Linked DNA regions of Homo sapiens: regions 2 and 3 are each linked to region 1. A link is a contact called in ENCODE Hi-C or POLR2A ChIA-PET data. All regions are on one chromosome and are shown on one strand. The core of a region is the stretch at or near the end of the contact, and the rest is flanking DNA. Distances in the headings are between cores, read along the strand shown. Region 1 has its middle 63 kb from the start of XXYLT1-AS1. Region 2 overlaps XXYLT1 (xyloside xylosyltransferase 1). Region 3 has its middle 99 kb from the start of LINC01972.

Region 1 (2,700 bases), core at 118-2,617:
TTTTGGCATTGGATCATCGTCTGCTCTACATACAGAATTGTGTAGGTAAGCGAACAGCTTGATGCATCTGCACAGACGGAATGCACTTGCTTAACCACTTGGTCATTTTTAAAGTCCTGATTTATCAAAATAAGATTTTGTCAGGAGGGAAAGCCCTACCTGTGGGTACAGATCAGAGCCCGTGTTAGACACAAGTCCTCACGCAAACTGGAAGGTAGGTTTAACTGTCTCCTGTGTACAGAAGAGGAAACGCAAGTTTAGACAGGTGGGGCCGCCTGGCTCGTAAGTCCGGGGGGCTGAGACTCAGCCCATTCCTTTGCCTGCAGGTGTGCTTGGAGGTCCTCGTTCTGTCCAGCTAGGGATCTGGGCATGTGTCTTCTTGGGGTCAGGCAGCACACACTGCCCACTTCTTTGCTGGGAACATTCTCAGTCCATTGGGAAAGCAGGGCCTACATATATCTATTCTCAGGTGACAGGTGGCACCTACCAGTCATCTGCTCTCCCTCCCCATCACCTGCATTGGGCTGGTCTACCACTCAACATTTAACGACAGTATGGCAAGGGCGCTGGCCAATCAGAATGGCACCAGGCATATACAGTCCTGGAGCAGAGGCCTACAGCCCTGCTACATCAGTCACCACCCTTCAGTGGCTGGATGGTGGAGAGGAAACCTTCGGATAGATGTTGGGCTTGGTGGCGGGGGAGGGGAGAGAGGCTCTCTCAGGCTCAGCAACTGCACAGAAGTACTTCAATATTTCAACAACTAGCCTGGGCACCCTGGTGCTTCCTGAGCCACCGTCAGCTCTGATTGGAGATTCTATGTAGAACAGATCTGTTCCTCGCTCCCCAAAGAGCTTGGAGCCCAGCTAAGGAGACAGGCTACAGGATGGCGATCAGAGAGAATCGCACTTGGGTGTCACCTGGTCATTTGTTTGTCTGTCCAAACATCAGGTACCGCAGGCAGCCACCTGTCAGCTACCTAGATGATGAGTAGCAGAGGGCCTCTGTCATTGGGAGTGCACTGTTTACAAGAAGAAAGAGGCATTTGAACAAGTAACCACAGCGTTGTCTTTTGTTTGGGTTGATATGCTGGACTGGAGATCCCTTTAGAGCATGTTTTTGGGGATTACAGAGCCTTCGAGCGTTACAAAATCATCTTCTCTAATTCCCTGTGTTTCAGATGAGGAGACCCAAGTTCCCAGAAGAGCAGTTGCACACTCGAGGCTGGAGGACATGGGCAGAACCAGAGCTCCTTGCCTCCCTCCCAGCCCCCCACCCAAGTAACACGTTCCTGATCCTGTCCTGGAAGCAGCTTCGAGGAAATGCCCAGACCCCTGGGGGGTGATGTGGTGGCAAGGTGACAAAGGGGCAGGTCACAACGCTGTCACAAGCTGATATGCAAGAACTCACAGGCATGACCCCCAGGGGCTATGGGTGTAAGGGCATCTGCTCTGCCCTTTCCAGCGGGCCTAGTTTTGGTGGCCTCTGTTCCATTTATTTGCTTAGGAACACAAAGCTGAATGCACTGTTTGCAGGAAGTTGTATGTCTAAGTCACCTAAGTTAGTAAAATAAATAAAAACTTTGGAGTTTTGGAATGGCCTTCAGGTGCCTTCCACATCCATTTCCCTGGAAATCCCTGTTTCCTGTCGGTGTCTGATAAGGGATTTTTCAGGAATTGAGCGGAGCTTTTCCAGGAGATGTCACATAAGAAACCTCACCCTGGGTTCCCAAGGCCCAGTTACATTGTAGCTAAATCACAGATTTACCAAAGTATACAGGGTCCTCTTTCTTTACCTCCACCTGGACACTTTTTTGAAGGAAAATGGATTTTGGATGTAAGCGCCTCCGCGATTGTTCTATGCTCCCGGGGTCACAAGACTCCTTGAAAGCAGAGGTTCAGCAACCTCTAGCCAGGTTCCCCACACAGCTGGGGGGCTCTTCCCACCCTAAGGGGTGATCCATTTGCCAGGGAGACTTGGGACTGACTCAGCCCCTGCCCTGGCTGCCGAGGGACCCTGCCTTTTTCTGCCGAGCTTGTGCTTACGGGGAAATTCCAGGCTTCTCCGGAAACCATCTTAACTGCCTGGAATCCTCCTCTTGGACTTGTCTGGGCTGGCGCAGTCCTGGGAGGAAAGGAAAGTAAATAAATGTAAATCTGTTTGATCACAGACAGAGCATTTATCTTTCAATAGGAAGCTTCCTGAGGAAGGACAGCAAAGGGGTTTGGAATGAGTAAGCTCAAAGTATCAGCCTGCGTACAAGATGCCCTCGGGGGGAGCCTGGCTATTGTGGCGCTGCGGTCACACTGGGCCAGGCCCCTGCTGAGGCCCAGCACTGCACAGGCACCCGGAGCCCTGCCCTTCTCCCTCAGGGCACCCCAGGGCAGTACCGCCCTCTGGCCCAGCTGATGGGCCGGGCCAGGCTCCCCTGGCTTCCCAAGTGGAGGAGGAGGAAATGGTCTTTGCCAGCAGGCCAGCCACCCTCGAGGAGAAGTGGGGTCTTCTTTGGGGCTGTGGAGGCAGTGCTAGGAGTGGACGGAAGGGCTCAGAGGCCAAGCTCAGATGTTCCCTATGGCTGAGGTCCCTGACAAGGATCCTCAAACAGGGAGAATGCTGGTACCCTTCCAGTTTGGGCCTGGGTGTCACTTACCTGGGACACTTGTCACATCCCCTTTAAATCTCTGTCCTTGCCTGGCTCTG
Region 2 (2,700 bases), core at 188-2,687, 150 kb before region 1:
CATTCTCCTGCCTCAGCCTCCCGAGTAGCTGGGACTACAGGCGCCCGCCACCACGCCTGGCTAATTCCCGTCTCTATTAAAAATATAAAAATTAGCTGGGCACGGTGGTGGGCACCTGTAATCCCAGCTATTCAGGAGGCTGAGGCAGGAGAATCACTTGAACCCAGGAGGTGGAGGTTGCGGTGAGCCGAGATCGCGCCACTGCACTCTAGCCTGGGTGACAGAGCAAGAGTCTGTTTCAAAAAAAAAAAAAAAACTTCAGCCAGTGTTGTGGGTTAGAGGGCCCAGGTCCGTGGAGAGGTTATCACCAGCACTTCACTCACTCAGCAAAGATTTATTCAGTTTCACCTGTGAGCCAGATCTTGCCTAGGTGCTAAGGACATGGGGGTTAGAAAAACAGATGGGGTCGGTCTCTGTCCTCATGGAATGTACAGTGAAGATAGACATTAAGCAGATAATGGGAACAGCTGCAATAAGGGCAACGAAGGGGAAGTCCAGGTGCTGCCCGAGTGGGGGATTCAGGGTGTGTGGGGGGGGATTGTTACTAAAGACTTCCTCCAGACAGTGACATTTAAGGTGAGACAAGTGGGTGGGACTTAGCCAGGCCAAGACACGGAGGAAGAAGAGTGAGGCCGAGAGCATATTGAGTGGAAAAGCTTTGTGGGTGGAAGGAGCTTGATGTGCCCCAGAAGCTGAAGCCTTAGCTGCCTGGAGCACACCCCGGTCAGGCTATTCAGGGCCTTGAAAGCTGTGCGAGGGATTGGGGACTTTATCCTGGGGACAGTGGGATTTGCAACCACTGGTGGCATTTTAACCAATGGAGTAATATGGTTTGCATTTTCATCCAGTGACTTAAGTACTTTTGCATGCGTTCTTCTGTGGGATGGACCTGAAAGAATGGTCTGGACTTGAGGATCCCTGGAGAGCACAGTGAAGCTCAACGAAGAGTTCCAGTTGTTGGGTTGTGGTGAGGGAACCAGCAATGGAAGGTTTTGAAGAGGGGAATGACATGTCTGGGAGCAGCTCTGTGGTGGCTTTCAAAAGTTCTGGGGAAACTTGATCATGTAGCAGAAGGCAGCTGAGGAGGCGGTCCAGGCACTTAGGAGCACAGTGGCCTGGACTTCTTAGGTGAGAGGGGAGGTTGAGAGCTCGTGGTAGGTGTTGCAGGGACCCTAGAGCCAGAAAGCTGTGGACTGGTCTTCAGAGCTTGAGGGCCAAGGGAGCAGGAAGCCTTCACAGGAAAAGAAAGGTCTGAGTGAAAGTGACTGAAGAGAGGTGGGAAAGGGAAGGGAGAGGCCTCTGGTCTTGTTGTGCAAGGAGAGGGAGTGTCCAGGTATGTAGATGGGGTGTGAGCCTCTTTTAGAGAAGTAAGGGTTGGGCTCACTTGCAAGCACTCAGGAAGGACCGGAAGGAAGAAAGTGAAGATGCCGTCCCCATTGTGTCCCTCAGCGCCCAGAGGGTGTGTCGACCTGCTCCTCAGGCCAGGCCAGCCCAACACCTGTGACTAACATGACCTCAGAGTCTAAAATAATGTGTGCCACAGCTCTGAAGTCAGAAGGCTGATTTTTATAAATCAGCACAAATTGACCTTATTACCCATGGTCCTTCAGTGACCTCAGAAATCAAAGTGAAAAAAAAAAAAAAAAAAACCCAGCCCTAAACCTCTCTGGACCAAAGTTTTGCTCCTGAAGCAGGACCCCAAAATACTAGTGGCCTATTTTCTGCTGAAGTCTCTCTGTCCTCATGGTTCTGGAGAATGTCCTTTCAGTATCTTTATTCCTCCCCCATTTCACTGCAGATGTGCTCCAAGTTTCATGTTCCAGCAATCAGATGACCACGATGGAATATTCCCTGAGCTGGTGTTTCCAGTCTTTAGTCTAAGTTCTAAGACACTGAGCATTCCAAAACCCCTACTGTTCTGTTTCCCAGAACAGACCTTTCTTCCCTATTCTCCAGCACCCTCTGTTCCTTCCCCTTTCCTTTCCTTTTCTTTTTCTTTTTTCCTTCCTTCCTTCCTTCCTTCCTTCCTTCCTTCCTTCCTTCCTTCCTTCCTTCCTTCCTTCCTTCTTCCTTCTTTCCTTCCTTTTTTCTTTAATGGGAGTGAGGTCATTTGTGGAGCTGTCACTGCTCTGCAAGAGGGCAGGCATGAGGGGTGCCAGGCCCTCCTGACTTCTACCTTCTGATTTGTATGGTTTGTAAAATGAGCTGTATAAATGCCCAACATTTGATCAAACGAAACTGAAAGGATGATTGATGATGCGGGGATCAAACTTACCATTTGAATGTAGACCATTTTATTGGTAAAGATGAATGAGAATGATTTGGCCTGAAAGGGAACTTCAGATTTTTTTCCTAATTGAAGTAGTCACTTCTTTCAGAATGCTAAGTTCCCTGGAATATTTTCCCAGCCTACTGTGTCTATGATAGACTCAAATATTGGAAGTTTTACCGGCTGTGTGTGGGGTGGGGAAGGAATTCTGTTGGTTCTCCGGTGAGTCCTGAAGAGACCTTGTTTCTGGGTAAGTAGACCTAATCAGGGAGACTTAAATGTTTCTTGGGGGGGTTCTTCCAAACCATTTTGAGGATTTTCTTAAACTTCCAGAATTAGGAGGCCATTTATTAAGATAGTCTGAGGTATGGTGTCAGCCAACAAGGTGAGTTGGGATTTTAATCATGGTTTCAGTTTAAAGGCAAAGGTTT
Region 3 (2,754 bases), core at 87-2,586, 160 kb after region 1:
ACCTTTTGGTGAGACCACCTTCCTGACTCTCCTGTTATTTTCCATCTCAGTCTATGGTTTGTTTTCCTCATGACACTATGGCTGAGATTGTGGTTATGTGACAGAGTGTTTGCGGTTTGACTCTACCCTTCATATAAACTCCATGACGGCGAGGACCATGTCCATCTCAGTTGCCATTGTATCCCTAGAGCCCAGCACCCTGCCGGACACATAGTAGGTCTTTCAATAAAGGTCCATTGAATGAATAAGCAAATCTCCATTTTACAGATGGAGGACCTGAGGGTGACAGTGGTCGAATCACTTACCCAAGGTCACACGGCAAGTAGAGCCAAGACTTGACACCAGGCAGCCTGATTCTAGAGATGGAGTTTATATGAGATAAGTTGCAAGAGAGGGATGAATTGTTATTGTGTACATTTGAACTTTCCCTACCTACAGAGAAGGAACAGAATCCCATGCTCTTATTACAGTAGGAACCAGACCTCTCTGAAGACTTATCGTCCCTCTTAGTGCGTCTGATCTAAAGACCAAGGAACTGGGATGTTACCCTTGGAGTAATTTGGTGCCTGCTTAAACCTTCTGCATCTGCGATGAATAAGAGAGACTTTTTCAGGATTGTTGGTTAGGAGGCAAAAAGTTCAATTTGTCTTGCAGAAATGTTGAGCCTTTTAAATGTTCAGCTCCTTCCTTCTCACTGGATAAAGTTCACCCTTTATTAAACAGTGTGACTACAATAGGGAGCCCTTGAAGGTAAGGGAGCAGGGGCTGGGAAAACTGGGGCTGCACTTTACAGCAGTCCCTTCAGCTACAACTACAGGAAGGGGTGACTTGTTGCCGCCATGTCTCTGGCGGGGGTGGGGGGTGGCAGACCAGGGAGGCATTTCTCTCCAGCCCAGCTGACGGGAAGCGCATTGTGTGCTAGGAAGCACGTGTTCTTCCTTCCTTTCTTCCTTGTGCTTGTGTAGAGAATTTTCATAACTTATCCTCTTTCCATTAAGATCCCAGAAGTGGGAGGGGACCCAGTAGTGTGGAGGAGGTAGGGGAAGATAGCGGTTCCTACACCCTTTTTGGTTTCCTTTGAAAACTTTGAAATACGAAATACACACAGTAAGCCACACCTCTAATAAATGTCCTGGATTAGATTATTGCTGAGCAAATGTTTACATGGGGAGGAGCTTGAGAGGCGCGTATTTCCCCACTCCACTGATGTCGGGCTTGGTCCTGCGACTTGCCTTGGCCACTGGAATGTGGCAGCAGTCAGAGGACACTAGCTCCAAGCTGAGACCCGAAGAAGCCTGTGTGTTTCCATTTCCCTATCTTGGGCTCCTGCCTTTCACCCTTTGAGACCATGCCTTGGATGGCTGCCAGTTAAAGGAGATTGAGACATGTGGAGAAGCCTGCCCTCAACACAGCCAAGCCCAACTTTGAACAACTGAACACAAACCAGTCGGCAAGAAATAAATGCTTATTGTCTGCCACTGGGTTTGGGGATGGTTTGGTATGGCAACAGCTAATTGATACAGTAAGTGTACAGCTCAGTAAATTGTCATAAACAAATGCACCTTTGCAGCCAGCACATAGCTCACACAGAGCATCAGCAGCACCTGAGGAGACCAACCTCCCTGTACCCTGTTCCAGTTGCTACACCCTCCCTAGGTAAGCACTGACCTGACTTCTGATAGAAGAGTTCTGTCCCTTTTCCTGCTTCAAATAAAGGAAACATACAGAATATCCTCATTTGTGTTTCTTCCACTCAACATCACAGTTGTAAGATTTGTCCTGATACTATTGCTCATAGTTGTAGTTCATATATTCTCATCGCTATCGTGTTAATACACCGCAATTCATTTTCCCATCAATGGTATAGTAACACAATAGCAATGAGAATATATGAGCTACAACTGGGAATGGGAAATAGAATGGGAAAATTTCCCGTTCTATTCTATGTCAGTGGGCATTTGAGTTGTTTTTTTTTCAGACATCATAAATAGCATTGCTATAATGTTCTAGTATGTCTTTTGGTGAATATATATATATATATATATATATATATATATATATATATATACACACACACACATACATACATATTTCTGTTGAGTTTACACTAGGAGTGACATTTTACAAAGGTATATATACGTGTGTGTGTGTATACCTGTATATATACAGAGTCTTGGTTGCTTCACATCATCCTCACCAATACTCACGATTTCCTATCTTTTTTGATGTAGTCATTCTGACGGGTGTGTAGTGTGATTGCGTTGTGGTCTGTGATTTGCATTTCCCTGATGACTGATAAACTTAAGCAATTCTCCATATGTTTATTGGCACTTTGGATACTTCCTTTGTGAAGTATCTGATCAAGTCTTTTGTCCACTTTTTGAACCTGGTTTTCTGTCTTTTTCTTATTGATTTGCAGAAGTTATTTATATATTCTTGGTATGAGTCCTGTATGTATTATAAATATCTTCTTCCACTCTGTGGGTTGCCTTTCTCTGTTCTCAGTAGTATCTTTTGATGAACAGAAGTTCTTCAGGGCAATATAATCCAATTTATCAATATTATGGTTAGGGACTTTCTTGTCTTGAGTAAAGAATCATTATCTACTCCAAGATATTCACCTATTTTTCTATGTTTTGCTCTAAAAATGTTTTTGATCTGTGACTCAATTGGGATTAATTTATTTGTGAGCTGTGAGACAGGGGTTAAAATACATTATTTTTCTATGATTAGCAAGTTGACCCAGAGACCATT

What was found. A loop is a pair of places that touch in the nucleus more often than their neighbours do. ChIA-PET counts read pairs that join two places held with the same protein, here RNA polymerase II (POLR2A). Pooled maps may share reads with other maps.
Region 2: a loop to region 1 is called in a map of PC-9, with 2.8 times the contacts of the local background. The contact joins two enhancer-like sites. A Hi-C loop is called at or near these places in 1 of 168 maps with a recorded cell type or tissue (PC-9). POLR2A ChIA-PET finds 5 or more read pairs at or near these places in 4 of 52 experiments (K562, MCF 10A, Panc1 and 1 more).
Region 3: a loop to region 1 is called in a map of endothelial cell of umbilical vein, with 6 times the contacts of the local background. The contact joins two enhancer-like sites. A Hi-C loop is called at or near these places in 3 of 168 maps with a recorded cell type or tissue (PC-3, PC-9 and endothelial cell of umbilical vein) and 3 of 50 pooled maps. POLR2A ChIA-PET finds 5 or more read pairs at or near these places in 2 of 52 experiments (MCF 10A and activated naive CD4-positive, alpha-beta T cell).

The regions. Positions count from the first base shown.
Region 1 is chr3:195,030,600-195,033,299 of GRCh38, reverse strand. No RefSeq gene overlaps it. Among named protein-coding and RNA genes, the nearest start is that of XXYLT1-AS1, 63 kb to the left of the region's middle. RefSeq lists enhancers at 908-1,906, 1,907-2,700. Within about 2 kb of position 1,367, at least 10 of the 41 ENCODE cell types and tissues checked have a DNase peak (open chromatin) inside an H3K27ac peak, as active enhancers do; they include PC-9 and endothelial cell of umbilical vein, where a contact is called at or near this core.
Region 2 is chr3:195,184,453-195,187,152 of GRCh38, reverse strand. All of the region lies in intron 2 of XXYLT1 (xyloside xylosyltransferase 1), which reads left to right. Among named protein-coding and RNA genes, the nearest start is that of XXYLT1-AS2, 38 kb to the right of the region's middle. RefSeq lists an enhancer at 1,716-2,700. Within about 2 kb of position 1,437, at least 5 of the 41 ENCODE cell types and tissues checked have a DNase peak (open chromatin) inside an H3K27ac peak, as active enhancers do; they include PC-9, where a contact is called at or near this core.
Region 3 is chr3:194,865,978-194,868,731 of GRCh38, reverse strand. No RefSeq gene overlaps it. Among named protein-coding and RNA genes, the nearest start is that of LINC01972, 99 kb to the right of the region's middle. Within about 2 kb of position 1,336, at least 13 of the 41 ENCODE cell types and tissues checked have a DNase peak (open chromatin) inside an H3K27ac peak, as active enhancers do; they include endothelial cell of umbilical vein, where a contact is called at or near this core.